Regions from separate parts of the Homo sapiens genome. Here all the other regions are linked to region 1. A link is an interaction called in ENCODE POLR2A ChIA-PET data of the cell type or tissue named here. Cell type or tissue: CD4-positive, alpha-beta T cell. All regions are shown on one strand.

What was found. Peaks named below come from ENCODE experiments on the same cell type or tissue, not always from the same donor. Only the 100,000 strongest peaks of a DNase experiment are listed, where the experiment ranks them.
Region 2: POLR2A ChIA-PET joins it to region 1 with 11 read pairs; 4 of 35 experiments call an interaction of 5 or more read pairs at or near these places.
Region 3: POLR2A ChIA-PET joins it to region 1 with 23 read pairs; 6 of 35 experiments call an interaction of 5 or more read pairs at or near these places.
Region 4: POLR2A ChIA-PET joins it to region 1 with 10 read pairs; 3 of 35 experiments call an interaction of 5 or more read pairs at or near these places.
Region 5: POLR2A ChIA-PET joins it to region 1 with 14 read pairs; 6 of 35 experiments call an interaction of 5 or more read pairs at or near these places.
Region 6: POLR2A ChIA-PET joins it to region 1 with 12 read pairs; 3 of 35 experiments call an interaction of 5 or more read pairs at or near these places.
Region 7: POLR2A ChIA-PET joins it to region 1 with 15 read pairs; 5 of 35 experiments call an interaction of 5 or more read pairs at or near these places.

The regions. Positions count from the first base shown.
Region 1 is chr14:98,228,268-98,232,267 of GRCh38, reverse strand. The region is part of intron 1 of LOC105370656 (a long non-coding RNA gene); the gene reads right to left. Among named protein-coding and RNA genes, the nearest start is that of LINC02295, 94 kb to the right of the region's middle. In CD4-positive, alpha-beta T cell, no CTCF peak of the experiment used is centred here; a DNase peak (open chromatin) is centred at 2,407; H3K4me3 peaks cover 1,151 bases; H3K27ac peaks cover 1,641 bases.
Region 2 is chr14:97,976,443-97,980,442 of GRCh38, reverse strand. It overlaps LINC01550 (long intergenic non-protein coding RNA 1550), which reads left to right and starts at 2,319. Exons shown (of 3, transcript NR_015430.2): 1 at 2,319-2,466. RefSeq lists an enhancer at 1,820-2,319. In CD4-positive, alpha-beta T cell, CTCF peaks have their summits at 1,728 and 1,927 (motif pointing left); DNase peaks (open chromatin) are centred at 1,852, 2,312 and 3,352; H3K4me3 peaks cover 2,856 bases; H3K27ac peaks cover 3,457 bases.
Region 3 is chr14:98,136,801-98,140,800 of GRCh38, reverse strand. LINC02295 (long intergenic non-protein coding RNA 2295) reads right to left here. Exons shown (of 3, transcript NR_184268.1): 2 at 1,491-1,808. All of the region lies in intron 1 of LOC105370655 (a long non-coding RNA gene), which reads left to right. Among named protein-coding and RNA genes, the nearest start is that of LINC02295, 2.8 kb to the right of the region's middle. In CD4-positive, alpha-beta T cell, CTCF peaks have their summits at 1,820 and 2,033 (motif pointing left); DNase peaks (open chromatin) are centred at 2,000 and 2,940; H3K4me3 peaks cover 2,372 bases; H3K27ac peaks cover 2,897 bases.
Region 4 is chr14:98,442,353-98,446,352 of GRCh38, reverse strand. No RefSeq gene overlaps it. Among named protein-coding and RNA genes, the nearest start is that of LINC02914, 270 kb to the left of the region's middle. RefSeq lists an enhancer at 189-690. In CD4-positive, alpha-beta T cell, no CTCF peak of the experiment used is centred here; a DNase peak (open chromatin) is centred at 2,102; H3K27ac peaks cover 1,258 bases.
Region 5 is chr14:98,171,871-98,175,870 of GRCh38, reverse strand. No RefSeq gene overlaps it. Among named protein-coding and RNA genes, the nearest start is that of LINC02295, 38 kb to the right of the region's middle. In CD4-positive, alpha-beta T cell, no CTCF peak of the experiment used is centred here; DNase peaks (open chromatin) are centred at 290, 1,620 and 2,340; H3K4me3 peaks cover 1,238 bases; H3K27ac peaks cover 4,000 bases.
Region 6 is chr14:99,186,383-99,190,382 of GRCh38, reverse strand. All of the region lies in intron 3 of BCL11B (BCL11 transcription factor B), which reads left to right. Among named protein-coding and RNA genes, the nearest start is that of BCL11B, 84 kb to the left of the region's middle. In CD4-positive, alpha-beta T cell, CTCF peaks have their summits at 1,458 and 1,668; DNase peaks (open chromatin) are centred at 1,022 and 1,532; H3K4me3 peaks cover 3,590 bases; H3K27ac peaks cover 3,858 bases.
Region 7 is chr14:99,264,922-99,268,921 of GRCh38, reverse strand. The region is part of intron 1 of BCL11B (BCL11 transcription factor B); the gene reads left to right. Among named protein-coding and RNA genes, the nearest start is that of BCL11B, 5.3 kb to the left of the region's middle. RefSeq lists enhancers at 1-22, 23-628. In CD4-positive, alpha-beta T cell, CTCF peaks have their summits at 1,981 and 2,189; DNase peaks (open chromatin) are centred at 631, 1,371, 2,211, 3,111 and 1 weaker place; H3K4me3 peaks cover 4,000 bases; H3K27ac peaks cover 2,948 bases.

The sequences.
Region 1 (4,000 bases):
TAGATACTTTAAAAATTTTTAACTGCGCAAAATATATATAGTATAAAATCCACCCTCTTAATCATTTTTCAGCGTGTAACTCAGTAGTGTTAAGTGCTAACGCACTTTGAATCCTGAGACAGTTTTCTTTTGCTCCAAATGTTTTCTTTTAATAGCGTCTTATTCTTTTGCAATAGATGCAGTATCTTCTTTTATTTCTCTAAATTATATAATTATCTTCTGTTCCCTGCAGTGTCTCCTTTTCCTTTTAGATTTAGAGTCTGAAGTTCATGCTTTTCTCAAATACATATGATCCTTTGTTGCCCATTGACAATGAACAGCGTGGAGCCATAGCTTGTGTGGAGGCTGCGTGTGCTGGGTGAGATTTGTCAAACACTTTGCTTTAAAATAGATAAAAGACTTAGCTCTTTCACTGGTTCAACTCCAAATTTTAATATTTGTAGGTCCTGGATCATCAGCTGCTCAGAGTTTCCAATGATGATAAAGCTCCTATCCCTTGCCTGGCCTCTCTCATCCTAACCATGTTCTGGTGGCCAAGTAGGGGAAGTGAATTGAGGCAACGGGTGTGAAGGATCTCACCATGCAGTCACTACACTTTCACCAAATCTTCTTGGTTTCACTGGGCTACCTGGGATCTGGAGCCTTCCTAGTTCAGTTCTTCTACAGACTAAACTCCATGTCTCTTGTCTCTGGCAGGGTAGGGTGGAAGGAGCAGTTCATGCTGCGGCAGGGTGGAAGTAGCCTCCTGGCCAGTCATCCTGTATTCAGTCTGACCTTGAATCTGGCCTTCAGAGGCAAGTGGTTGTCCCATCCTCAGCCTCCCCAGGACTCCCCAGTGCACATCTCCCTGGCCCTTGATGCCCCTACCCCAGGCAGACACTTTGGTGTTGTTCTTACTGTCAGCCAAGTGATTTGCTGCCTTCTCACCTATTCTCTAAGGTCCTAGTACTTGACACCCTTTGTCTGTTGTTCCTGCCTCTCAGACTTCCTTATCTCTGTGGATTTGTACATTCCCTACTTTGCGGTGCTATGGGAAGAAGATCAGATGAGGGATGCCCATCATGTGCCTTACACAATGTGTGGTCAATATCAGCTTACCCTTGTCTCTGAGCTCCTTCCAGGGAAGGAGCCATAAACCTGTGGTCATCATTCTCTCCCACATGGCAGGTGCACAATGAACATTTGTTGAGTTGAATGTATTCCTGCACTGCTTCCAGAGATGGGCCCATCCCATCCTGGTTTGTGATAATAGAGCCTCATTGCTAGGCAATTCAAACCTGGAAATAGCTCCTTCAGTATTCTGAAGTCTGGACTCTGTGAGACATTCCCTATGCCACGACGAGCATGTCCTCTTGCTGCGGCACTTTTCCAGGAGCTGGCTTCTCCACCACCTTCCTTCCACTCTTCCATAGGTTACAGGCAGGCACTCGCGGTCCACATGGAGCTTTGCTCTGCTTTGCAGCCTTCCTGCCTTGAATGTCTGAGCTTGGGGCCCGTGCTTATTTTCATGTTTTCATTACAGGCTGCCACTGGATTCTCAAAAGGCAAATTGGCCCCAACTGTCTTAAAAAACAAACGGCCTCTCCTAGTGCTTCAAAATAATTATCTCCAAAAGGGAAGGAGGCAGCGCATCCACTGTCAGTCCTAAATGACATCATGGCTGATGTGCAGTGTTTAGAAGATTAATAACATCTGCTTTTCAAATCACGGTTGGTCGCAGACCCCGGAGCTCACATCAAACATATGGGGTGTTTTGTATGCATGATGTGCAGGAGAACACTCCACAGCCAAGGCCACAGACTAGAGAAAATGTTGTCACAATAACACTGCCTTCCTTTTATTGAGGGCCTTCGATGAGATGGGCACATACTGACCCCTTACACAGACGACACCTCTATTACCAAAGTCAGCCTGCAGCATTAGTACTGTTATTCTGACTTAGTTTAAAGGAAAGCTAAAGATCTCAAAGACTGAAAAATGTAGCTAACTTCCGACAGAAAGTCATTGATGAAGTCAACAATCAAATTCAAGTAGACATGACTGGGACTCTTTCAACTCTCCCAACCTGTTTCCAATTTTGACCAGCAGGGCACATCCAGAAACACAGAGTTTAGGGAACACCCGTGATGAGACGAGACTGTCCGCTTATTCGATCATCTTCTTCTACTCAGTTAAACACATTCCAGAGAGCGGAGTTTGAACGGAGAAACCCTTTCATCCCTGGAGCAGCATCCACATTTGTTTCTTGATGTTGAATAAAGTGACTTGCATCACTGCAAATCAAGAATGTACATGATAACCCAGCAACCCCAGCTTCTGATTTATACAGACTGATACTGGAAGATGAAAATGGAAGTGAACCACTGTCTGCATTTTAAACACGTTTGCCTGAGGTTTTATGTTGTTTTCTTTTTCTTCTTTTAGGGTTAGAGAAATTGGCAGGCTGCCCCCAGCCTTTCAAGCGGGTTTCAATGAGTGAAGAGAAGTAAAGGAAAGGTCGAAAATAAGGAGCATGTGTACAATTTCTAAATGTTTCCAGGACGAAAACAGTTGTTCGGACAACCAGAAAGGAAATTAATAAAAAGACAGGAGGGGGTATTCTTACTTTTCTCCTGCATCTGAGAGAAGAAACCAGAGGCTGCACTGGGGACAAGGGATGTCTTGTTCAGTCCCTAAGAACGGGAGTACCCAGGACTCCATCAGCCTGAGTCTTCAGGAAAAATCTTCCCTTGTCATAGCTCCAATCCCACATTTCAGACCATCTCTCAATCTCTTTAAGAAACTTGGAGTAGGAGGATGGCGGATGAAAAAAATCTTTTTTTTTTTTTTGAGACGGAGTTTCGCTTGTTACCCAGGCTGGAGTGCAGTGGTGTAATCTCAGCTCACTGCAACCTCCGCCTCCCGGGTTCAAGCAATTTTCCTGCCTCAGCCTCCTGAGTAGCTGGGATTACAGGCACCCGCCACCACACCCAGCTATTTTTTTGTATTTTTAGTAGAGACAGGGTTTCACCATGTTGGCTAGGCTGCTCTCAAACTCCTGACCTCAGGTGATCCACCCACCTCGGCCTCCCAAAGTGTTGGGATTACAGGCATGAGCCACTGCGCCCTGCCAAAAAATAATTTTAGAGCTTTTTTACCCACAGTATCAAAGCTACTGATATCAGTTAAGGATATGTATCTTCATTGCCAAGCTTGAATCAGCTTTGGGGGGTGGGTGGGAGGAGCAAGGAATTAAGGGATGCTCTTAATTCTGCCAAGGTTGTCTACAGGAGGCCATGGATGGCAGTGGACAAATGGCCAGAGCATGGACTGTGAAACTCAAAAGAAGGGCCAGTGCCTCACTTGCATCCATTTCACAAATTCACATGGTGCCCCTTCTTTGTGTTGATCAGAGAGGGATATAGAACAGGATGTGTATGATTCCTGTTCTGTGGAGTTTATGCTGATGAGGGAAGTTGATGAAGAAAAAAGCAAAGACACAAATTAATAAAAAAATTGCAAGAAGAGTTGGGTGTTTTGAAGGGGGCAAGCAAGGGAAGTATAGTGAATCCCAGCAAGTGATCTGTAGCATTGTCAGGAAGGGCTCTGTGAGGAAGCAGCATTTAATCTGAGACCTAAAGGAAAAGAGAAAACCAGCCATGCAAAAGAGAGCAGAACACTGCAGAAGGAGAGAAGAGATTGACCAAGCTTGAGTGGGGAGAGGTGGGAGACTGAGCACCAGCCAGCGGGTCCGCCTGCCCTGGGGAGTCCTGGCTAGGTCCTGGGGGCCTCTAGAACACAAGGAAGTCAGATATAATTCTCAATGGCCTGGGCAATCATGATAGAGTCTTAAGTAGTGGAAGATCACGCACCAGGGGCCAGCAGGTCCAACTCTGCCACCTGCTTTTGTAAAAAAAAGATTGCCACATAGCCACACCAATTTGTTTACATATTTTCTGTGCTGTTGGGTACTACAAAGGAATAATTAGTAGTTGTGACAGAGACCTTAAGGCCCCAAAGC
Region 2 (4,000 bases), 250 kb after region 1:
TCAAGCAGACTAATACATGTCAGTCCTGAGTTAATAATATTTCCCAGGAAGTCTCAGAGTACTATTAGGGAATGGCCCTTAAATACATGAAGTGCATGTATTAATTCCCAGCCTACCTCCTTCACCCTACATAAAGTGCAGAAAGGGTCAGGGTGTCACAGGGCCCGTTTCCTTCAATGCGTCTGTGGGAAGGACGTGTAGGTGCAGCCCACGATAGCTCAGAGAATGAGACCGGCTTCAGCTTGACCCTTTTTGCTCCAGGAAAGCATGATGTGGATCATATCTTACTTTACTCTCATAGAAATTTGCTGCTTCCTCATGTATAAATAACTAATCATGAGCAGCAGTGTGCTCCCTGTCAGAGCCTGATCAGGACCATAGAGGCAAGTGGGACTCAGCCTGGGTCTTCATGGCTGTGGGAGCCATTACTGCTCTCTGTATTCCAAGTGGAACAGTCCTGGTGTAAGGGTCTTGTTTCAGTGTCTGTGAGCATGAATGGGTGTGCGTGTGTGCACACGTGCATAAGAAGCTTGTATCCTTTCTTCTTCTAGTGAAAGGAAATCCCCTGTACCTGGGGATTGGGGGAGATAGTGAGGTGTTGGGGAGCAAGAGAGACTACAGGAAAAGATGAGGTGCTGAGGCCCACCAACCTGTTTGTCCTCACCCTTTCCATCTGCTGAAAGGTGCCTATTGGGCGTAGAATTGTCTCCAGCCCACTTCATTGGACCAGGTCATCCCAGTTAGCCTGACTGTCCTGTTTGCAGGTCAAGTATAGAGGGAATTTTGCCACAGTAAAACATGCTCTATTTTCAAGTCATATGTGAAGAAAAAATAAATGAAGGAAGGATGAGGAAAAGACCAAATGCTGCCAAGTGTCCACTACAAGCTCTGGTTTTCTGCGGGGGCCACTGAAAGGTGTACAAATTGTTCACCATAAGCCAAGGACACAAACATGTGTGTGCGTGTGTGTGTATGTATGTGTGTTTGATGCCTTAGCACAGCTCGTGTTTGATGCTTGTGATGGTTCTATTTATAAACTTTGTGCTCTCAGATGGGACAACCAGAGGCACTTCTTTCCTGCATTTCAAGTGTTTCATTTCCTTTTTAACATGTCTTTTAAATTAAGGGCATGCACACCAATGCATGGGCTCACTCTCATCTTACGGCAAGTTGATCAGACTAGGGTTAGTTGTCTGAGAAACATGGGTGGCCTTTGTCACAAACAAGAGGAGAAGCAGTTCAGGGAAGAAGAAGACTAAGGACTAGCACTGTTGTTTTGGTGGAGTTGTTTGTTAGCTGACTGTCTACAAGGCACATGTTCTATCGAATATTCAGTGTTGGGTGCTGACTGTGTTACGAGCCTTGTACATAGGATTTAAACCCCAGAGCCACTCTGTGAGGCCAGAATTGCTTTGGGATCTTTCAGATGAGGGAACCAACGTGAAGGCTTTAAATCCTATGTCCAAAGCCACACAGCGAAACCAGAGTGAAATCCGGAGCATTTGAATCAAGAGTTGAATCTTCTTTCCTCCCCGGAGGGAGAATCGCCCAGGGGCTGAGTGCAAGGGGAAAGGCTGGTTCTGAGGGGAAGAAGCTGAGCATGTTGCGGCACAGGACTTAGAAAAATTTAGAAGCATCTGCAATTGTTTTCCAGGGGAAGATACCCAAAAACAATCCAGAGAAGGAAATAAAACGAGAAGAATAGTAAGGCAACATGGAGTATAAAAGTTGCTGCATTTAGGGCGAAGGAGAGAACCTCTCTGCTCCGTGGCGATATTAAAGCTATCCCCAAGAACGGGAGGTGGGAGTGGCCTGAGGGATGACTCCTCCAGCACTGCTGCCTGCCAGCTCCGGGCTGCACAGGGCTGAGCCGGCGCCAAGAATGCCCTCTTCTGGTGATATTCTCGAAGCCCAGGAAGATAGCAAGGCAGCCGAGACCTGTGTTTTCCAGATCCTGGGTAGATTCCCTTGTCAGATGTGGTTCTACTTAAGCAAATATCACTACCTTCTCTTTTTCCTCCTCAGCCCTCAAACTAGTGATAGGGAAATTATTTCAATAAGGTAAGCTGTACCTTAGTAGAGTTTGCTTCCTTTTTTTTTTTTTTAACCCCGAATAATACTCTCTATGTCATCTGTATATTTATGATAGCTCAAAGACATGGGTGTGTGGATCTAATTAAAAATGTGAAAGGGTTTAGCAGCCTGCTGCTTCCCTGCAACTCTCTGGTTGCCAAATCTTGGCAGCCGTGTTGAACTTGAGCCAAGCGTTTAGTCCTCAGCTGAACTGCTGCCAGCCTGCGCACGGCATTGTGGGGCGAGAGCCGGAGGGGCTGCACTGCACCGAGCTTGCACAGGGCGAGGCGGGGGCAGGACCTGGGACCCAGCCACCCCGGAGGAAACCGGAGAGGAAACCAGCTTGGTCTTGCTCTCTGCCTCGTCCCAATCCCCGGCTCTTACCAAATGCAGGTAGGACCAGCTAGGCCAATTTGGTGACCGGGTAGGGCTTCAAGCTACTAGGTGGGAAATGGTCCCTACAGTTTTGCTTTCATTTAGTCGAAATCGGGCCTTTTCAGAGGAGAAACAGTTCTCCACTCTCTTGCAGTAGTTTGGGCCTGAGTTTCAACAGTCGGATGGGGCATTTCTATTGAGTTCTCTGCTGTCAGTCTGAGCTTTTTTTGATAGCTTGGCAATTGTTCTGTGTCTTCTCTCTGAAGCAGCTGAGTCCAGCACAGGGTTTCTCAAACCCTGTTGTGCACACATGTCACTTGGGAAATCTTGTGAAAATGCAGGTTTCTGAGTCTCCCCGGGGAAAGGGGAGAATTCATGTTGCCAAGATCAGAACTGACTAGAACTGCTTACGTTCCACATTATGACTCCAGACTGGAACTTTTGTGAATTCAAGGATGTTAGGCTCTGGAAAAGTACATCTTGGTGATTTGCTGTCAGAGGGAAAAACAATTCAAAGAACTCAGCATTCTCCACAATATGTTGACAAAAATAAGGGGAAAAAAAAAACATCAAAGGCATGGGTCACTTTTTATTTTTTTTTGAAATGTACCAGCTATAAGCAAATTAAAGAGGAAGAAAGGGTCGTATTCTTTGTATACAGAACACCCTCCTGCAGAGTGAAAATTCAACCCTAAAAAGATCTTCTAATATACTTGAGGGGCTGAGAGAGAGGATGAGGGGGGACTTTGCCTTTTAACTTTATATCTTGTGTATTGTTGATTTTTCATGATGATGCATTTCTTTCGTAATTAAAAGAAGAGGCAGCAGCTGCAAGACGGCCCAGGAGCCTTCTTGGCAGTGACCTTCCCCAGGGCAGGCCACCAGGGTGGGGCAAGTATGGACTTTGAAACCACTTTGTCCTGGAGTGGAAGCAGGCTCTGGCATTAAGCTTGGGGAATTTGGCTAACATTGCTGGGCCTTTGCAATTTCATCTGTGCAATGGAGAAATTGGGCCTTCATTGAGGCACAGCTGTGGGTGCCGCAGACATGTTTGTGCGGGGCTCATACCCAGGGGTCCTTAACAGGCGTTTTAAAAATTCAGAGTCTCTCTCCGATGGGGTTAGGACACTATTCCAGATAGAATTTCACCCCGGCAGACTGCTTCTGAGCACAGATATGTTCCAAAACCTCCGGATAGGAGCTAATCACTTTAGAAGTCACAAAGCCTCTGTTCATGATGTTAGAGGAGCTCCCCAAAAACGAGGCCTTGGGGAATAGCAGTGAATTTTCTCTTTCTTTTCAAATGGCAAATTTATACATATGAAAAGTCTAAATGACATGGCAAATAAATCACAAGTAGTCATAATTTAGCCGGCCACTTTTATTATGAAACAATCAAAAGCATGCAGTCGGGACGATGGAGGGAGATGCAGGCTGTGTGGCCCCTGTGCAATTAGGGGGCTGATACTTCCTTCATATCCTAAGTTGGGATGGCATGTCGCTTGCTTTGTGGTTTGGAATAATGCAGAACTGGCTGTTTCTATCACAGAAA
Region 3 (4,000 bases), 91 kb after region 1:
TGCTGGCAGTAGGCTAAGGCCAAAAGATAGCACTGCTTTATAGTCTCACAGACGTGACTTGAATCACATAGATGTCATATACCACCTGTATGATCCTGAACAAGTCTCTTTACCCCACTAAGCTTCACTTTCCTCTGTTGTCAAAAGAAAATGAGTCTCTACCTCATAGAGCTATTTAAAAGGCTAAAGTAAAATAAGGTCCATAGAACTGGCAAATAAGTCAAAATAATCATTTTTGCATTCTGTGGACCACGAAAAGATAGTGAAATGATGAAAAAAATCATATATCTTTATGTGCATAAATGTATACATAATTTAGAATTTTATATGTGCATATAATTTAAAAGTGAACTCTGATGATTTAATTGAAAAAGGGGAGATAAAATTCAATTGTAGGTGGTCTATGGCTTGAAGCTACATCTCTGGGTCTTAAGGCATTTCCCAACACACAGTAAATATTCAACAAAGGTGTGTTGAATAGTCAGCAAAAGTCCTCATCCTAGGCCCAATACAAGTGAGAGCAGTGGACACAACATAAAGTCAAGAGTGAGCAAATGCAAGAGGTTCAGGATAAGCTGAACCTGTCATATAAGCTAGAGTCCTATGTCCCAATGCAAAGATTAGAAATAGCCTCCCTTGCCCAGATCCAGTATAACCAGTACACGGCAATTAAAAGATAAAACCAGTGTCACCTTGGGTAGCATCAGTATAGACTGCTATCAGGAGGACCTCCAATAGTATTACCAGCTGCAATAAAAAAGCACTTCTTTGAATGCTTTTTCTACCTAATTGTCAAAACCGAATAATATTATCAGCTTTTTTATCCTTTGAGTATTTTTCTAATAAGAAAGCACGGAGATGCATTGCAAATAAAAGCAGAAGATTTGAGGATGCAAAGCAATCATGCAAAATGACTTTCATATCAGTTTGATAAGCAGCTGAAATTTAATAACTACATCTCTCCTATGGTGCTGGATGAAAGTTTAATACTTTCTGCTTTGGCTTCTTTCTTCTGCAAGATGCTTATTCAGAACTGTAGCTTCTCTTTTATAGTCAGGAAAATGAGAGGTGCAGTGGATTAATCAAAGCCTTGAGAGGCTGGGCCCAGCCCCAGCCCAGTCCAAACCACAGTGTCTGAGAATCTAAACCAAGTCAAGCCCAAGGCTGTCCATGACCACTGGGGAAACAGGTAAAGATTTCCAAATATCTCAAAATACAGGTAAGACGTCAGTCACTGTGGAAATCACACACCTATTTAAAGCTATGAAATAAGTTTAACTCTCCAAATTATCGTTATTCTTTCTTTGGTTGAGGGTAAATTGTACAACAACAAAAAGAATAAAGAAAACCATTTGGAATTAAACAAAAATTCCATATTTTAAAAAAGAACAAATCAAACCCAAGAATATGATGACTCTGTTATACACAGGAATGTCTTCTGCAGATCAGGGTGCATCTTGTAAAGAGTGGATGAATGAATTAATTAATACCTGATTGGTTTGCAGTTTATAGCTGGAAGAGTTCTGAGATGGTATCAAGCCCAACCTCCTCATTTTAGAGTTGGGGGAATTGAAATGTAGGAAGAATTTTGATGGTCAGATTCACATGGTAGTAAGTAACTGCATGAGCACAGGTCCGATGGCACTGGACACTTGTCTCAGTAGGCCTGGCGAGACCATCAGGATCCCAAGGGTCTCCCATTCCCCACGTTGTCTACACAACCTAGGCAGGGAATTTGTTCAGTGCTCCCAGCACCCAGCTGACAACAGCCACAGCTTTCAATGAATCACTTTGAAAAGATATAAAACCTAAAAGGAGAGGGAGGAGCATTTGATTAGATGTTATCCAGACAGAATTGGGAGACCAATTCAAAACCAGTGTTCTGTACTAATGGATCTTTCCAACTCTGCGTTCCAACGGGAGCCAAGAGGGGATGGGCCTCCCAGAGCGGGGAAGTCTTGGCCCTGTTAAAGGGCCAGCCGAAATGGGGTTCCGCTGGCTTGCTCTTCTACTGCCCCCTACTGGGGAGATTTTTACCAAGGAACGAAGTGGGCTACTGCTAAGTTGTTTTTCACAGTGGGGGCAACTAAAGTCAACCAGGGATTGTAACTCAGGAGTAGAAGGCAGAGATCATTTTCAAACACATAAGGCAATGTGAAAATGTACATGAGCCTCCTAAAGGTTAAAGATGAATCCTGATAACGACTCACATTACCTCCTAGGCGAATTTGTCTGAAAAAACACCAGCACGTCTTTCTGCTATTTCTGTATGTATGCACGTATGCAGATACGTGCAGAATATTATATATTTTTAAGATAGGTATAAACAGATAGTAACACAATGAAGGAACATCTGAGCTAGTCATCAGCTCTAACTGCAGCCTTTTAAAAGAAAATGTAACTCCAGATGTCGTCTTAAGAAAATGAATCAATTAGGCAAATGAGGAATTTCCTCATAAATCAGAGGATGAGAAGCCAAAGTCCAGTCCTTGCCCAGGGGAGGAAACAGAGATGAGGGCTGCCCGGAGGTTGCCATTTTTCATGGCCAGGTAACCCAGCCGCCTCCTGCTCTCCTGAAGTCGTGTTTACCTTATTGAATGCTGGTTTGATTTGGAAAGAGTGTTCTGAATGTTCCAAACCTTTTACCCTGAAGATAATAATGCCTCAGCCTTCAGGAGTGGGACCCAGTATAAGCTGGTGTCACTATTCATGAAATAATTGAGTTTACACAAAAAGTGATTTCAGTAATAGCTGCCTTTTTATAAGTATGTACATTTTATTTAAAATTACTGACTCAAAAGGCAAGGTAGAAAAAAAAATCACCTCCAACAACTTCCTGTAATTGCGAATTATTGTGAGGGAAACAGAAGGAAAAGATTTCGAAATTATGAGCCATTATGCTCGAGAGAGAGGAGAGAGAGAGAGAGAGAGAGAGAGGGAGAGAGAGGGAGAGAGAGAGAGGCAGTGGGGAAAAAAAAAAGACAGCCTGGCTTCATGAAACACAGCTGACAAGCTCGACTAAATTACCCCCGGACCATTACAAAAATCACTTAATTGCCAAGCATTTTGTTAGGTCAATTGACTCTAATTGAAAAAATAACAAAAAGCTTATTATGCTGCAAATGCGGCCGTGGAAAATGAGTCTTCTGTTAGAAGGAAACAATAATTCTAAATTTCAGCTGCTGCTAACACTACAAAGTTCAGTGTTTCCTTCGGATAGAATCCGCAGTGGAGGAGAAAGTGAATATGCATCAATTGATTTTTTTTCCTTTTAGCGCTTCCCCCCAACACTTCTTGCTCTTCCTGATCTTCTCCTTCCCTGCCTCATCCTACCCCCACCCTCATCCTACCCCCACCCTCATCCCCGCCTTGTCCCCACATGATTAGCAGGGGCCCCCTCCACCCCCTTCCATCAGCAAATATACACCTCACTCCCATCTCCCTCCTTATCTTCCTGCAAGAAAGGGTTGGGAGACAAAGAGGGGGCCAGCAGTGTGGGGCCCTGGGTTAGGAGAGATGTCCAGTATCTGCCCTCCCCAGCCCCAGCAGGATGCTGCAGCCTCGGTAAAATGCCTCCCCCACCATTTTCTTTCCATGAGCTGCTCTTTCTCTCTCCCCTCCTGGCTGTCGCCTTATCTCCTCCTCTCCCCTTTTAAATGCAGATAATAGAATAAGGCAAACAGCTTATGTCCGCAAAATTCCTCTGAAATTGCCCCCTAACATGCATACCCAGAGCTGGCCTTGATTGACATCAAGTGCAGTAATTAAAAACCCTGCCAGCTGACATAGGTGAAGGTTTATTTATAATTACACATTTTTAGGATGGCTCGTCCAGGGTCGGTGCATTTAAAAAGATAAGTCGGCCACAGCTCTGTTACTCCCCCAATTATAGATTTGAATGGTGGGAGTTTATAATGGGGGCGGGGAATTCTGCTTTGCAAAAAAAGGAATTATTTGTTCATAAAACCAGGAGGCCAGGGTACGAAAGTCTGATGGCAGA
Region 4 (4,000 bases), 210 kb before region 1:
TTTCAAGTCTTCATGTCCTCACATGTCTTCAAGTGAGGTTGACCTAGGGCCCACTCTGAGGACCTCATTCTAACCTAATTACATCTTTAAGGCCCTATCTACAAATACAGGCACACTCTAAGGTCATCTTCTTCAACATATGAATTGAGAGGCAGGGGCACAATTCAGCTTATAACAGGTGTCATTACTCCCATTTTACTAATGAGGAAACTGAGGTAGCGTATTTTGCCTAAAGTCACACAGTGAGCTGGGATTGGAAACTGGATCTGTCTGAGACCAAAACCCACACCCCACCCTCCAAGCTGTATCGCTCATCCTGAATAAGGCAAAGTCAGGGCAGCCAACCCAACTTGAATCTTTAAAGGGAAAGCTGAGATGGGCCCCAGAGGACAGGAGATAAAGGGAATTGAATGCTGATTGCTGGCAGGGGTGTGGGAGGAGCTGCAGGACAGGCATTATGCAAGCAGAGATGGGAACATGGCTGTGGATTCCGTGTACCTTCTCAGACCAGCTGGTGCATGGTGCACTGATTTAGAGCTCCTTAAACATCCTAGGTGGAGACAGATCTAAAAGAAAGCTGCTCTTCTTGTGTTCCTGTGAGAGAAAGCTGCTTGCTAGCTGGAAAGACAGGGGATACTGTGGAGGGAGAGTGAGAAGAAGCCCAGTTCCTTCCCACATTACAGACCCTACGCTAATACAACAATAGGAGGTCGACCCATTGCTAATTGTTCTGGGAGGAGAAAGAGTGAGCATCACACGAATGTACAGGCACACAAGAGATGTAATAAACACAGTCTAACATATCACCAGCTCCCATACAGGGCTGATTTGCAATTGTAAATCCATTGGTAGCGTGCATGAATGCTAAGAACGTCGGAGTGCCGGGCTGTGAATTTGCCAAGGAAACTGGCGTGCTTTTCTACAAGAGAAGAAGTATATACCCTGTGGAAAATTATTTTTTTTCCTGTGCAATTAGGTCTGTCTCTCCATTTAAATCATTTTTAATAATCTCCTGATCAGTGCTGTATTTTTAACTGTGAATAATATAACTCTACATTTACACTAAACATAAACCATTGAACAAAAAGTATTTTATAAACTGGAACTTACCTTCCCTTAAATAATGGCTCCAAATAAGTGATTTCATGCAAGCAAGACAATCCAATTAAGCTGCTATCTTTGGAGCCGTAGGACTACATTGTTTAGCCCCACAGAGCAGGGATGGCCATACTACATCCATCGGGCCAAGTCCAGCCCATTGTTTTTGTAAATAAAGTTTTATTGGAACAGAACTACATCCATTTGGTTGGGTACTGTCTACAGCTACTTTTGCGTTACAACAGTAGAACTGAGTAGTTGCAGCAGCTATAGTATGGCTGGCAGAGCCTTGTATTTCTAGCTAGCCCTGTACAGAGAAAGTTTGCCCATCCCTGCCTTAGAGCCTTATGTCAGCAGGGTCCCTTCTCCATCCCAGGAAGCTCTTCCAGTGGAATCATACGAGGATGTGTCCAAGGCTCTCTTGAATCTGGTTCTGGTTCTAGTTGGCTCAGAACATCCAGTAACTAATAATGCTGTGACTACCATGGTTTGTTCCTGATGGTGTATTGGACTCAACTATCAACAGCAGTTCATAACTCAGAAGAGTCAGGGAAACCACTATAAAAAGACAAAATTGTAAAACGAGCACATATCCCTGTTGTTGGATGTTGGCACTGGTTCTAGGCCCACTTTGTGTTCAGACCCAGTCCTCGCTTGGGCCTCATTGAGCTCTCTCTCTGGGAGGGTTGACTTTTGCTGGTTCTTCTCCAGGTTTTACACTGGTCAGCTGCTTTCCACCTGAATGTGGCCATTGACAGCCCTGGGCAAGCAACCTGGCAGCAGGTGGAAGGGAGAAGCTAGACTACTTCTCTTCTTTCTCTCTGTCTCTTTGCCTTGGGTATATCTGTGGTAACAGCTTTATTTACTCTCAAGCAGGTTAAGCATTCGTCTAAGACTTTCTATCTAGGAAATGAAAGAGCCGAGACTCCAACTCTGCCATGGCTGTTTTTAAAGGCTCTGTTCTTTGCCACACCTGGTTGTTTTTCAGAGAGTGAGTGACCTCAGAATGCCACCCCCACTTCCTGCCCAGAGGTACCCAGCAAAGGTGAGGTGAAAAGAGCCCTTTAGTAAAATTACCATGGAGGGAGAGTAGAAAGCAAACTAGAGCAGCATGCAGGTTGGAGGCAAGGAGGCAAGTCAAGGTTCTCCAGAGGAACTTCTGGAACAAAGTTAGGACCATCAGTTGCACCCAGGCACATGTATTGTTCTATGCACTGTGCTTCCTTTAGCTTCTAGCTTCCTTGCCAAGATGACCTTCAAAGCATGGTTATCAATGAGGTGGGGCGGGGGGTGATGTCCCCGGGGGTGGGGAAGCAGTTTTGCCCCCAATCCTGAGGATATTTTGCAGTCTGGAGACATTTTTGGTTGTCACATTGGGTGGGTGCTGCTACTAGCACCTAATGGGTGGAGGTCGGGGATACTGCTAAACATCCTGTAATGCCCAGGACAGGCCCCACAGCAAAGGGTTCCATGCATTTGGGCCCCAAATGTCAATAGTGCTGAGGTTGAGCCACTTTCAGATTCAGAGTATTCACCTGACAGCATAAAGTAATTGTGGCCCGGCAAGGTTAATGAAATGAAGATTCCTGGAATAGTCCAGGAAAATATGTCCCCAGTGGAAGATATTCTTCCTCTATGGTTTACATTATGTGCCAGATCCCCTTCTCACACATATGTAAATTATTTGAATCCCTTCTTTTTCAGTAACTTCAAGTGGCTAACCACATTTCATTGTGAATTTCAATACCAGTTTACCTAGGAAAATGTATTCCAGATACATCAAAAGGAGCTGAATGAAAAATATCATGTGTATCCTTTTTATAAGTTTAAAGTCAGATTGTAATGTATTAGCAATAGATAGAATACTTTAGACTTTTCTTTTTTGGTCAAATCATGTTTGATTTGGTTAATCTCAGTTGAACAGGAATTTAACACCAGGTCTTTTAAGTGAAATCATTTCTATATTAATGAGATCCAGAGTGATTCAACTAAAAAAATGATTAAAAAACTAAAGTGTCCCCTTGCTGTTATTCAAATGAATGGAAGGAAAGAGGTGGTATTTTTGAAGCTCACTCTCTCTCTCTCTCTCCCTCTCCCTACCATCTTTTTCCCAGCCTAATTGACTTGGATCTGGCTCATCTTGAGTAGGTTATGTTTTCTTATTGTAACAGCCTTTCCCCAGCAAAATCATTCCCCTCACTAATGAGCTCCATCCTCCTATGATAGGGAGAGAGTTTTAAAAACACCCACTGTTCTCACTCTTTCATTTGAATAGCACCAAAGGGGCACCTTTTCCCATCATTTCTATCAGAGAGATAGGGTTGGATCTCATTAATAAAGAGATGATTTTACTCCAAAGAGCCCTCAGCATTGAGCCCTAACCTAGATTAGAACTTTGTTAAACACTGAGCCCCAGCCATTGAAAGGTCCTCCTGAGCTGTACCCACACCCAGTGTCACCAGAGCCGAGATTTCACCCATTGAAGGAATGGACAGCCAGGGTCAGGCTGTGCCCTCAGTTCCCAAACCTGCAGATCCTATGATGCTCTTTGCCTGACAGGTCTTTCACCTTTAATCAGCTGTATTTCACCTGTATTTCACAGTGGTCTTCTCAGACCTGACCCTTCAAACCCAGGGGCCTTCCACAAGCCATGCAGCTCGGACTGAGATGTAGGGGAAGGACTCCAGCAGAAGGGTTTCCCAGCCCTGTCTTCACTCCCACTCTCTGCTCCCTGTCACCATGCCTTGCCATCGTTCTTCTGGGTCTCAATTTCTATTCCTTCATAGCCCAGTTCACTCCCAAACTCCTGTCTCTGGCCTGCTAATTGCAGCAGACCCTCTGCCCCTGGGGTAATGAGAGGCAGGTTAGATGCATAGCCCAAGACACCAATGGCCCCAGAGAG
Region 5 (4,000 bases), 56 kb after region 1:
TATTTCTGTTTGAAATATAATAGAACTGTCACCCAGAAAATGCCAGCTATCCTGTGCTCTATGAATCACCTTCTCTTTGGAGAGAACCATGGGCTCAGTGGAAGAGTAGGGACCATCAGCCGCCACATGACTTAAGCTTTATGCTCTGAGGGTAGAATGCCCTGGAGTATGCATGTGAGAAGAGACAGCCACAGAGACAGGGAGAAAGGCCTAGAGAGAGACCGACAGGGACCAAACCGCAAGGTCGTAGACAGAGACATGTAGAAGGAAGCAGGTTAGAGAGAGGCCCAATGCAGGAGAGAAACAGAGAGATCAGAGCAGAAACCAAAAAAAAAAAAAAAAAAAAAAAGGAAGAAACAGAGAGGAGAAAGACTAGCCACATCAGAGTGGAAACAGGGAGGCTGAGCATGCAGGTACCAGGCCCCAGTCCTTCCACCCACTGTCCGCACTTCATCCTTCCAGAGTCTGCCTCTCACCTGCGCACAGAGAGATACTTCTTGCATCAGCCCCTGGCCCTTTGGAAGCCAAGCTTCATCCTATTTACTCAGCTCTTATGGTCAGAGCTGAGCTCTTTTGTGAGTGGCAACATCCCTGAGGGCTCTCCAGAGGCCTGGAAATCCTCTGTAGCACCAGGGCAGGGACAGCTAATTAATACTGAGAAGGTCTTGGTGGCTCCTGCTAATTGCCCTGACCTAGGCAGGTCTTCATGGGCTGTTACCTCCTCCCCAGCCCCAAGCTCCCAGGGGCCATGTCCTACTCCAAGCACAGGACAGCAAATTTGGAAGAGGTGAAAATTTTACTACATCTTTGTGCTTGACTCTGAAATTCATTACAAAGAACATCTGCAAATATGGACAACCTTAGAGTGTCCCAATGGCCAATACATGAATAACCTTTAAGTATATAATCTCACAGAAACCTTGCAAGGAAGCTGGTGCTGTTTTCCTCTTTGTAACTGGGCAACCTGAGGCTCTAATGAGTTCCAGTTTGGCCGAGGATGCCACAGACTTTAGTTTCATAAACGAGAATTAGGGTTGAGGTTGATCGATCTCTCTGACCCCTATAATTGCCACTATCCAAGGGTGTCTACAGGATACACCTTCAAAGTGGGACTACAGATTTGGTTTGCAGGCCCACGATCTGTTTTCAGAAACCTTTGAAACCACATGTAATTTAGAAATCAGAATTTGGTACATTTAAAATAATATGTCTCATAATTACATATCGTAGAGCATCTTGCAGAGGAGTCTAGGACAGCACTTAGGGATAGAACACAACATTTTTGCAGTGAAATAAATGACTGTTTACATTACATGAGAAAAATAAAGACTATAAATAGCCTTATATTAGTTCTATCAGTTCAGGTCAGGTTTTACCACCAGATTAATGATAAAAACTACTTTTGGTTTTGCAAAACTTCTTTGGAATCATGACTATAAGATTATAGGCTGGAACAGAATAAGTCTCAAGAGAAGGTCTTTCTTCTTTTCCATAGGTGGACCACACATATGGCAACCAAGAACCACACACAGTTTCACTTTATCAATTAGGTGTTGTTCACAAGTAGGGCATGCATGGAAAGCAGAGAACATTCTTCAACCAAGTTGTTGAGGGCAGACTGCTGTCAGCCTGGCCAGGTTTAATTTGGGGTGATGCCCTCATGGGTGTGTCACCCAACCTCAATGTGCATAGCAGTCATCCTAAACTCTTCTTAGGGAGGCCCCTTGGCCGGAATAAAAGATCAGCCCAGGGACCGATGCACAGTAAGTGTTCCCTAATGTTGCCTAAGATTGCTATTACCCAGAAGAGGCTTCATGGCACTCACATTAAACCTACATTAAGTAAGCAGACGCATAGACCGTGGGCATTCAACAATTGGTAACTTATTTCTCCAAGCCTTTCTCTAATCAGGGTCTTTGCAATGCAGTGCATTTAATGTGAAGCAGTGTTCAGATGTGCATTTCCCACCCTCCAGCCAGTGCACAGCTCTCCACTATTAAAGCTCATGCACCACCCTCTTTAGAAACACAGAGGGTAGAGTCAGGTAGAAATCACAGGAGACAGGGCTTTTTCTAGGACTTTAGTTAGGTACGTCTTCTCCAAAATTCTGGAAGAATCTTTCACACCACTCAAGACAGCTCATGAGAAAAAAAAGCATCTCTTTATATTTAGACCGGCGATCTCACCGCAGGTGCCCCACTTGTGTGGGAGACAGGCTATTTTTTTTTCTAGGCCCCAAGAAAACTTCTCCCTCCTCCCATCTGATAGGGTTGCTGCTACTTCCTTTACAGTGCAAAGATCAGAGGGGCAGCTCCCATCCCCCACCAGTGTGGCGAAGGAAGAGGGCAAAAAACAGGCCAGGTTTTCACAAAGGAAGACCAGAAGCTGCAATGATGTAACGAAGTACAGTGCATGCCAGTTCATGGGCAGGCAGGAAGGAAGGCAATCGCAGGCTTTGAGGCAGGGCACCTGCCTTCTACTTGTCTGATTTTAGCAGCTGGAAGACAAAAAATAACTTGGGCTTCCTGCAGCGTGAGCTCCTCAGTAATCCCCTCTGAGATGGGGTGGGTATGGAGTCTCCTCATATGGAATCACAGCTCAGAAAGGATTTGCTGCCTCAGTTTTCTCATCTGTAAAGTGCGTGGCTGATGACCACTTCACAGGACTGTGAGGAGGTAATAATCTTAAGTATAAGAAAGAATCTAACATATAGCTAGGGAGCAAATGAACTAAGGATTCCTAAGCTCGTGATTTTGCAATCATTTCATTTGATCCTTTCCAATCTATGGCACTGATTACTTTTATCTCTATTTATCAATAGAGAGATGAAGACACAATATGCTCAAATGATTTGCCCAAGTCATGGGTAAAACCAAAGCCAGTGTTGGTTCTTTCTGACTCTGAACATACATTAATTAATTTCATTCATTATGCTAATTGTAAAACTGAAGCTAAAATGATCACAAAGAAACACTGATCGGTAACTATAACAGTAAGAATGCAATTATTGTTCTGATCAAAGAGTCCATCTTTGCAAAGACTATTATTGCAAGAAAATATTACATGTTCCTATTTTTATAAGTAAGCACCCTTCCTAGCTCAGGGTAGAGGGTCAAGAATTAACTGTTGACTTAATTTGCATCCAGACTGCAACCTTTTTGTGGGCATCTGGGCCAATGTGCAAAGATGGACTTGCCCTGCAGATGGCATGACCCTGGAGCATTTCAGGTTCTCTACCTGGCTGAGTCTCTGGGCCTAGGAGGGGAAGAGGTTAACTTTCGAGACCTTTGAGAATGGGGACCTGTGTCTTTAATAGATTGGCCTGCTCCTGCCTTCTCAGGGCAAAGCGCAGCAGCTGGGCTGCCCCCCAGGCCCAGGCCTCCTGTTTTGCACAGCCTCTAAAGCCAGCGTGGCTCTGCCCTGGGAGTCTCCCGGCCACAGGTGAGGTTCCTTGGCCCCAGCAATGCCCAGGGGGCCAATCAGGCTGGGCCTGCATGAGGTAAGATGGAGAATCACCCTGTGTGCTCTGGGCTCTCTCAGAAATCTCAGCAGATCAATGTCACCGTGGCTTTAATTACCCCTCCTAGGCCTCATCCTTATTTCATGGCCTTTAATATGCCTGGTAGGCAGCTGTGGACACACAGATAAACAGCCACCCACCATGGCCTGGCCGGAGGTGGTGCCCACTGTGGCCTCCTAGGCCAAGGGACGGTGGTCTGACAGGGCCCTAGCCCTGCCCAGTGCAGAGCATTTTGACACCTAGATCCTTTGAGTATCTTGCAACAGCCCTGTTGTACAACGGAGGCTTGGCACCAGTTTGCTGAGGACCTACTGTGTGCCAGGCATTGCCCCTGAGCTGGAAGCACTGCGGCAGGCCCCAAGTGACTTCTCTGGGCTGTTTCCTGCTGAGGCCCCTCTAGTCACAGGCTGTCCCTGTGTGCTTACAGCCTTTTGCCTAGAGCAATGTTCTCAACCCAGGGCGATTTTGCCCCCAGGGGAC
Region 6 (4,000 bases), 960 kb before region 1:
CAGGTAGCTGGGACTACAGGCGCATGCCACCACGCCTGGCTAGTTTTTTTGTATTTTTAGTAGAGACGGGGTTTCACTGTATTAGCCAAGATGGTCTTGATCTCCTGACCTCGTGATCTGCCCGCTTTGGCCTCCCAAAGTGCTGGGATTACAGGCGTGAGCCACCGCGCCTGGCCCAAGTGCCTTGTTTTAAAGACATATGCTGTAACTGTTTCTGTGAATCATGTTATGTGGCTTTAAGTGTTGGCTCATTATTGGGACACCCAGTAGGGTCGGGTGCCAGGTGTCATTGCATCCATCAGCAAAACCTGTCTTTGGGAAATCTAGAATTGGATTGTCAGCAGGTGCTGTGCTGGGCTTCTTGGAGTGCCTTGAGAGTGATTTCCTGGGCTCGGCCCACACCCCTGCTTCTGCGGGCCAGCCCAGCCAGCCTTGAGGTGCTCCTGCCACTTGGAATTCACAGAACTCCACCTCCCCTGGGCCTGGACCTCTAGGCTTCAATTCCCTAGTGCCCATAGTCCCCGATAAGGGTCATCTTGGGGGCCTTCTTGCTCCAGGTGCTCCCACACAGTGTGGGCAGCAGTTTCCCAGCCCTTCTCATCCCCCGCTCTACCTCGTGCACTCCCCTCTGGCTTTGTCATCAGCCTGGCCTCCTTCTGCCCCTTGGTGTGGATGATGCCTTTATCCTGCCCTCATGGGGTGGGGGGCAGTCCTGGGAGAACCAATGGGCACAGCTGCTGGGGCCGCAGGCTGGAGCCAGCGTTGTGATTGGATCCAGCTGCTGACCCAGTAGCCGCCATGCTGGGGTGTTGGTGTCTGGAGAGGGCCGTGTTAGGAGCGTGGGTGTAACTCCTTGTCGACATTAGTTTCTCTCCTGCACACTGTGTGTGTGGGTGTGCGTGTGTGCCCACGTGGACACACATCCCCCTGCATTTTATTGTGAACTTGCATGTGTGTGTGCATGTAGTGTGCGTGCAGCTTTTCTCTTCCATAACCGCCCATGGTGGCGTTCGGTGCATCTTAGAGTCCTCTGATGTTCTAGCGGCACCAGGCAGCTCGGCTGTGCATCCGGGCACCCGGAAACTTCGGTGGTGTCAGGCTGTGCCTGGCGAGATGACCACGTCCCGGCAGCCAGCAGCGGCTGGAGGAAGCTTGGCACGGTGGCAGAGGCAAAGCGCCGCAGAAGTGCCGCAGGTTTTTCATATGGAAATGTGAAATAATGGGGTGATTAAATAGAGCTGTATATTAAAGTACATCTGACATTAGAATTACCATAATGTGCTGTAGCCTTAGGCTGAGTACTTTATTTGCCATCTGCGTCGGCCCAAAATCCCCCGGGGAAGCGCTAAAATATTCTGAATAAACTCAGCTCGAGTTCTTATTGAGAGTAAAATACCATTTGTGGCACGTCGTATTGATTCGTCTTAATTGTGGTGCAGAAAAGAACATTCACTGGCTGATGACTTTTGTGCTCGGTGACAAGCTGGCTGGAGTTACTCTAGCACTGCAGTTGGTTAACCTGGGCCGACAGCAGACTCGGCCAGGCGGGCACCTGGGCTCCAGCCGCGGGAGCCGCAGCGCCACCCCCCGCCCCAAGCCGGTGGTACAGCTGGGGCTCCCCACCAGCCCCTGGCCCTCCTCCCGGGAGAGGGTTGGGGAGAAGGGAGCCCACTGTGGGGGGCAGAGGAAATTCACACCCTGCCCCTCAGACCTCTCCCTATGGCCAGCCTTGTCCTTCCCCAGAAAGACGAACTGACCTGCTGGGGACAGAGGCCACGGTTTCAGCCTCAGCCCTAGCCCCAGCCCCAGCCCCAGCCCCAGCCCCAGCCCCAGCCCCAGCCCCAGGCCAGCCATTGGTTGGAGAGATGTATTCTGCATATCGAAGGAAACAAAACTAACAAAAGAAAGGAAAAGAAAAAAGAAGGAAAAGAGCCTATCCACCCGGGCAAACCCAAGCTTGGTTAGTTACTGGTTAGTGGTTGTGGGACTGGGTAATGGTCTCTGAACCCCACTGGGGGGAAATTACTTGCAAAATGCATTAAAGATAAAAGAAAACACTTGGTGATCCAAACAGTGTTCCCCCCATTCATAAGGTCCAGTTTTTTACCCTATAATTGCCTATCATTATACACAATTTAAATATTCAAACATTCTCCACAAACCCTGGGCTAGCATGTTTTTATTACAAATTCAGAACAAGGGAATAACCTTTAACTTCAGAGACAAATGAGACAAATTTACAAGTGCATATCTGCTGTTTTCTTGTGCTTTATCAATCCCCGCAGACCGGAACACTTTTGCTCTAACGCCACTCAGAACAATATACATATATTACTACTTGTTTGTAGTGTGTCAGTAATGAGTCCCCTCTGCATTAGCTAACCTATATAACTCGGTATCGAGGCTCTCCATAACGTCAATTATCTCCTTGGAGCTAAACGTACACTCCATTAAAATGAGATTTACTGCTCTGCCATACTTCTTGGGGTGGAATGTCGAGATTTTTTGTGGATTTAAAGAAAGGAAAGATGGAGGCTTGCCTGGTGAAGGAAGTCTTGAATTATGGAGAGGGGAGACTTCCTGTCTCCAGGAGGAGGAGGAGGAAGGCCTGCATGGGGTGCTTCTGGGGAGACTGAGATCCCACGTGTGAGTGAGAAACAGCTACACACTGATCCCCGCTCACACACCTGCAGCCGACTCCTGGCCTTTTTTTTTTTTTTGCCTGTTTATCTCCTAACTCCCTCTTTATTTGTCCATTAAATGATAAGGATGGTTTGCTCTGTGCTTCTCTTTCACATTCTCTGCAAAATTCCTGTCCCCAGAGTTCTAGAATCCTTTCAGAAAACTCTCATGTTGGGCGGCGTGGGGGAACGTCACCATCAAAGTGAGCTCAGCTATCGGCCCACCAAAACCCACTGGAACAGCGTAGGCCCTTTTCAGGGAAGTTCACAGAAAGCAGATTTCAAGGGACTCTGACAACGCATTCTTTATTATTTCCAGTGGATTTCTGTGCCTTATCCGAAGGCGGGACCTCTAAAGACAACCTCTAGGAATGTGCTGTAGCTTTTCACAAATGCTGCAGATGACTTGCCACATGGAAAATTGCTCTGTGCGTCCTGCCCCGGCTCTTCCATCTTACTGACAAACACCACTGTTTTCACCCTGTGCCATGATACCCCTGCGGCTGGCAATGTTGCTTTATTTTGGGGTTGGGTGGCTGTTTCCTGAGCCTGAAACTGCACACCTGGGCTAACCAAAGAATTGAACGGTTGAAACACAGACTGTTTTGGGAAATCTCGGGTGCATGCAGCCATAGTTCAGTTTTAATACTTCCCTGTTCCACCGACAGCCTGGACTGTCTTGTTTCTGAAGGTGGATTCACAGGCCTAGGGTATTCAGATGTGAGGCTTGCTGGAATCGTTTAACTCCTGCCGGAGAGGGTAACCTAGAAGCCACCTTCCTTGCTAGTGATCTTCATAGACTGGATTTTAAGTTTCATTCCTTTATACCTTATGGAAAGCAGCTTGGGAAGGTGGTCCTCTGAAGGGTTCACATGCATCCTTTTGTTATATTGAGATTTTCCTTAATACTGAACAGTTCTTGACTTGAGTAGGCCTTGAGTGTGGGCTTGAAATTTTTCATGGACGAAATAGGAAAGTTTTCACTATGATGGGATTTACAGCAATGGAATTTGCTCTATATCCAGCTAAGTTTCTTGCGTGTTTTCTGAACCTCTCCCTTTTCAATTTTGCCTTCAGTTCTTCCTTTCTTTGAGTCTGGAGTCCCACCTCCGCCTTTAGGCATGCAGTACCTCTGCCAGGCATGCGCTTTCCCTCCCTTCTCTGCATGATGCACTTTTTTTTGAGACGGAGTCTTGTTCCATCACCCAGGCTGGAGTGCAGTGGTGCGACCTCGGCTCACTGCAACCTCCGCCTCCAAGGTTCAAGCAATTCTCCTCCCTCAGCCTCCCAAGTAGCTGGGACTACAGGCACCTGCCACC
Region 7 (4,000 bases), 1.0 Mb before region 1:
GTCTCGCTCAGCCCTGCTCAGAGCCACGCTGGGGAAAGCCAGCTGACACTGGAGCAGTGGCAGGGAGGGAAAAAGAGAGAGGCAAAGGAGAAGAGAGGTGGAGAGAAAAAGGGGAAGGAGACCAGAGGGCAAAGGAAAGCCGGCCTGCCTTTGAGGGGCACACGGAGCCCAGGCTATGTGTACAGGTTTAAGCTAGGAGAGTGGTCCAACCAGTTTTCAGACAAGGCTATTTATTATCCAAAAGCAGCTGGCTTTTCGTCTGTCCTGTGTCACCTGGGAGGGAGGTGGGAGAGCAAGCAGGGGAAAGGCAGGAATGGGGTGCACTTTAGCCTCTCTGGCCTCTGGAAGTGCCTCTCCACAAATGATGCAGGAGCCGTGGACTCAGGGTGCTTTGGAGCCCTGGCTGGCAAAGCGGGTGCTGTCGCATCCTCTACTTGGAGTTCACATTTTAGATTTTAAATTCCAAAGATACCCCTTAAAACATGGTACATCTTTATCAGTTGGGTGGCAGCTCCTGGGCCTGTGGGGCAGCAACCTCAGGTCCTTCAGGGATGATGCAACTGCAAATAACTGATGGCCTGGGAAACAAGAGGGCACACAAATAGCACGCATGGTCTTTGTGGGTGGGTGGCGGTGGGGAGGGGAGAGGGGGGAGGGAGCGTCTGAGAAGGGCTCCATAATGAGCTAGTTAAATTTACAGACAGGGCCAGGGACAAGAGGAGTGAGGTAAAAAAGAGTGAGAGACAGCTGGTGATGGAAACCTGGGCTTCTGGTTTGCTTCAAAATGTTTGACCCAGATGGATATGGCTTTTAAAAGCAGAGGACAGACACAGCTATTAATAAAAAAACAAACACAAAACAACACAGTGGCAATCGTGCCGAGGGGAGGTTAAGGGGGATCGGCTGACCACGCAGAGGAAAGGGCCAGAGCCCGCTGTGCCAGACAGGGCCAGGGTGAAGGGAAGAGTACTTAAATCCAAGAAGGAGCTTGATGCTTTCTGAAGAGACCAAGGAAAATAAGATGTCCACGGTAAACTGCGTAACCCCAGTCAAGGTGATTTTCTCAACAACCCACCAACAGGTTTCCTAGGAAGATTAGTAATTTTCCGTATGAATTCACGATTTTGTAAAACAACTAGAGACCCAAGCAAGATTCAATGCAAAAGTTAGGCTAACTGTGTTAATTCCATGGTTACCTTTTGAATTAGGTTTTGCTGTAGCTGTGTGTTTTGAAGGCAGCGGTGCTCACAATTATCTTAACTCCCCAGGGTAGAGTATATCTCCAGTGGTCCACATGTCTTTCAGAATTGGGCCTCCGATAAATTTCATAAGACATAGCCCTCTTTTTTTTTTTTTGGTTAGTTGGTGGGGGGGGGGTGAAGTTCCTCTCCCTTCTGCACAGAAGGGAACCCCATATCATTAGAAGTGTGATATAAGTCAGCTGCTCTGATTCAATGGGAGAATAAAAACGTGTTCACCAAAGGTGTTATGCCAGGCTGATTTTATTCATTTGTAATTCACACCTGAGAGAAAACAGCCGTGAGCATATTTTAACAGCCCCTAATATTTTTAAAGGGTCTTTTTTCCCTACCTGAATGATATGATGTACATATGCATATTTCTTTTCTTTTCTTTTCTTTTCTTTTTTTTTGATGGGGAGGTTGCTATCTGCCTGTGCTTGGCCTTGGCGATTTTTTGTCTGGCCTTTGAAATATTTCATAACAGAAAACTAGGCATTTCTGAAGTGCTGGGGTGAATGCAGTTGCTTTTGTGAAGCCGGCCTTAGAGACATCGAGGCTGGGTTAGCTGGTTGGGTGTGTTGTGTCAGTGACCAGTGTGGAGGGCTAAGTGGGTCCTACTCAACCCAAGGGAAGCCCAACTTTGGGTGCATTTGAGAATAATTAGAATTGTGTCTCAGGTGAGACGGAAGCACAGAAAACAGTCGTTTACAGATACCAGTTTCTAGCGCCTTCTCAGAATGGAGTTCTTGGCACTGTCTTATAGCTTAGAACACGGCTTGCACCAGCCTTCACTTATCCCCTTTTCATCTCCTATCTCGATTGCTTTGCATTCTCTGTTGCTTGTTGTGATAAAATACTTTCCAAAATAAACTTTCAGTTGAATTGGCTTTTGGTTGATGGCAAGCTGAAACGCCGAGCCGCGCCTAGCGCCACTTGGCAGCTAGGGGGAGCTCGGTGCCCGTGTCATGGCTTGGCGCCTCCGCTACAATGGGCTAGGAACGGGCTTCCATCAGCAGCGGCGGCAGTTTACGTTGCTGCAAAATACCTTAAGTGTGAAGTTGTAATATTGATTTTCCAGCAGAGATTCGTGCAGGACAAAATGAGAATATAAGTTTGAGAAATCTATTTTCAAGCTATCGCCATTGATTTACAAGCCCTCACTTGGCAGATGGGGGCATTTTCTTTTTCTTTGATTTTCTTTCTTTCTTTTTTAACAATTAAAATTGTGAGTTTTGAATGGGTGTGTTTTCCCTGATTCGTCCGTGGTCTTGACGTTCTGAAAATTCTGCTGCGTTATTAAGGCGCTGGTGATCGGGCTGGGGAGGTCTGGGGAAGGCGTACTGCTCATTTCTGTCTTGCATGTCACAGACCCAGGGAACAGTCGAGAGTTGCTGCTTTTGGGAGTCGTGTACCTAAAACAGCTTGATGAATGGAAATCCTTTTAGCTCAAATTTTATGACACTTGGATTCTCAATTCCATTTATTAGGTAATGTTCCCACTGAACTAAGGGAAATAGCACCGTTCCCCAAAGATTTAAAATGCCGACTCAAATAACATGTAAAACTTTGTTTGGAAAGAGTATGTGATTGCTAGAGCCAGTCTTGATCACATCTTTCACCCCAAACAGTTGTCCTTTATGGATGGCTTTTAATGAGAGGATTTCTCCCCTAAACATGTAATCTAGTGATGGGGAATATATGTGCTTTTGATCATAGGATTTCTAGATTTATAATGTCTTCTTTCCCAAGTTGAAGAAATCTGCAGACTGCACCCTGAGTCTTATGCTAGAGTTCAATATATGAGCAGAAGAGGTTACCCTGCGACAGGAAAGAGTGCTTTATTCTAACCTGAAAGAGAAATAAATTAGGTCAGACAAAAGCCTAGCGCTGTCGTCAGCTGGAGAAAGAGCCTTCACTCTCCAGTACACAGGGCCAGCAATTTATCTGATGATTTCTCTACTTCATTTAATGTTTGAATCGAGCCAGTTGTAAGCATGTAGTGGCAGCGAGCTCACTGGACCACTCAGAGATGAAGAGGCACGGTGACCTCGAAGTCTTGGGCCGGACGGTGGTCTCTGAGCTGCAGAAAACCGTTAAAAATCAGTTTAGCAATCTCCAATCCTTTGCCTTAGAACTCAGGGGAGTTTCACAAGCTGTAACTAAACACAGATCATAGATAAGACAATGCAGGAAAAAATATATGGGGGAGGGAATGGGAGGGGGTCAGGTTCTTGTCCGTTGGAGACTCTCCTTCATCTCCCATGGCTTAAGGATGGACCTTCTGGCTGCCTGGTTAGGCCTCACCTTTAGCTGAAACTCTCCAAAGACTTTGGCCTCGAGGTTAATGTTGGCTTCACATCTGGGGAGGACAAGGAGAAAGTAAATGGTCTTTGGGGACTGTACCCTGCACCACATGGTTGAGTTATTGATACCGGCTGAGCATCTTTCTCTGAAGACGGTGTTAGCTGTAGATACACTTTTGTATTTATTAATGGGGAAGGGTACAGAAGACACTAGGAATGAATGTCTGTGTCATCCAGCTGCCGTGAGTATGCTTTGTCACTTTGCGGCACTCTTTTGACTCAGGCCATTTGGCCTGAGGTCCTGTGCGGCACTCTTTTGACTCAGGCCATTTGGCCTGAGGTCCTGTGTGCTCTGTCCTGTCCCTACTCCCTGATCCCACTCAGCTTCCTTCCGGTCCCAGGGAGCCAAATGTCAGGGAGATGTGCTCAGGCTCGGTCCCCCTCTTGCTCCATCCC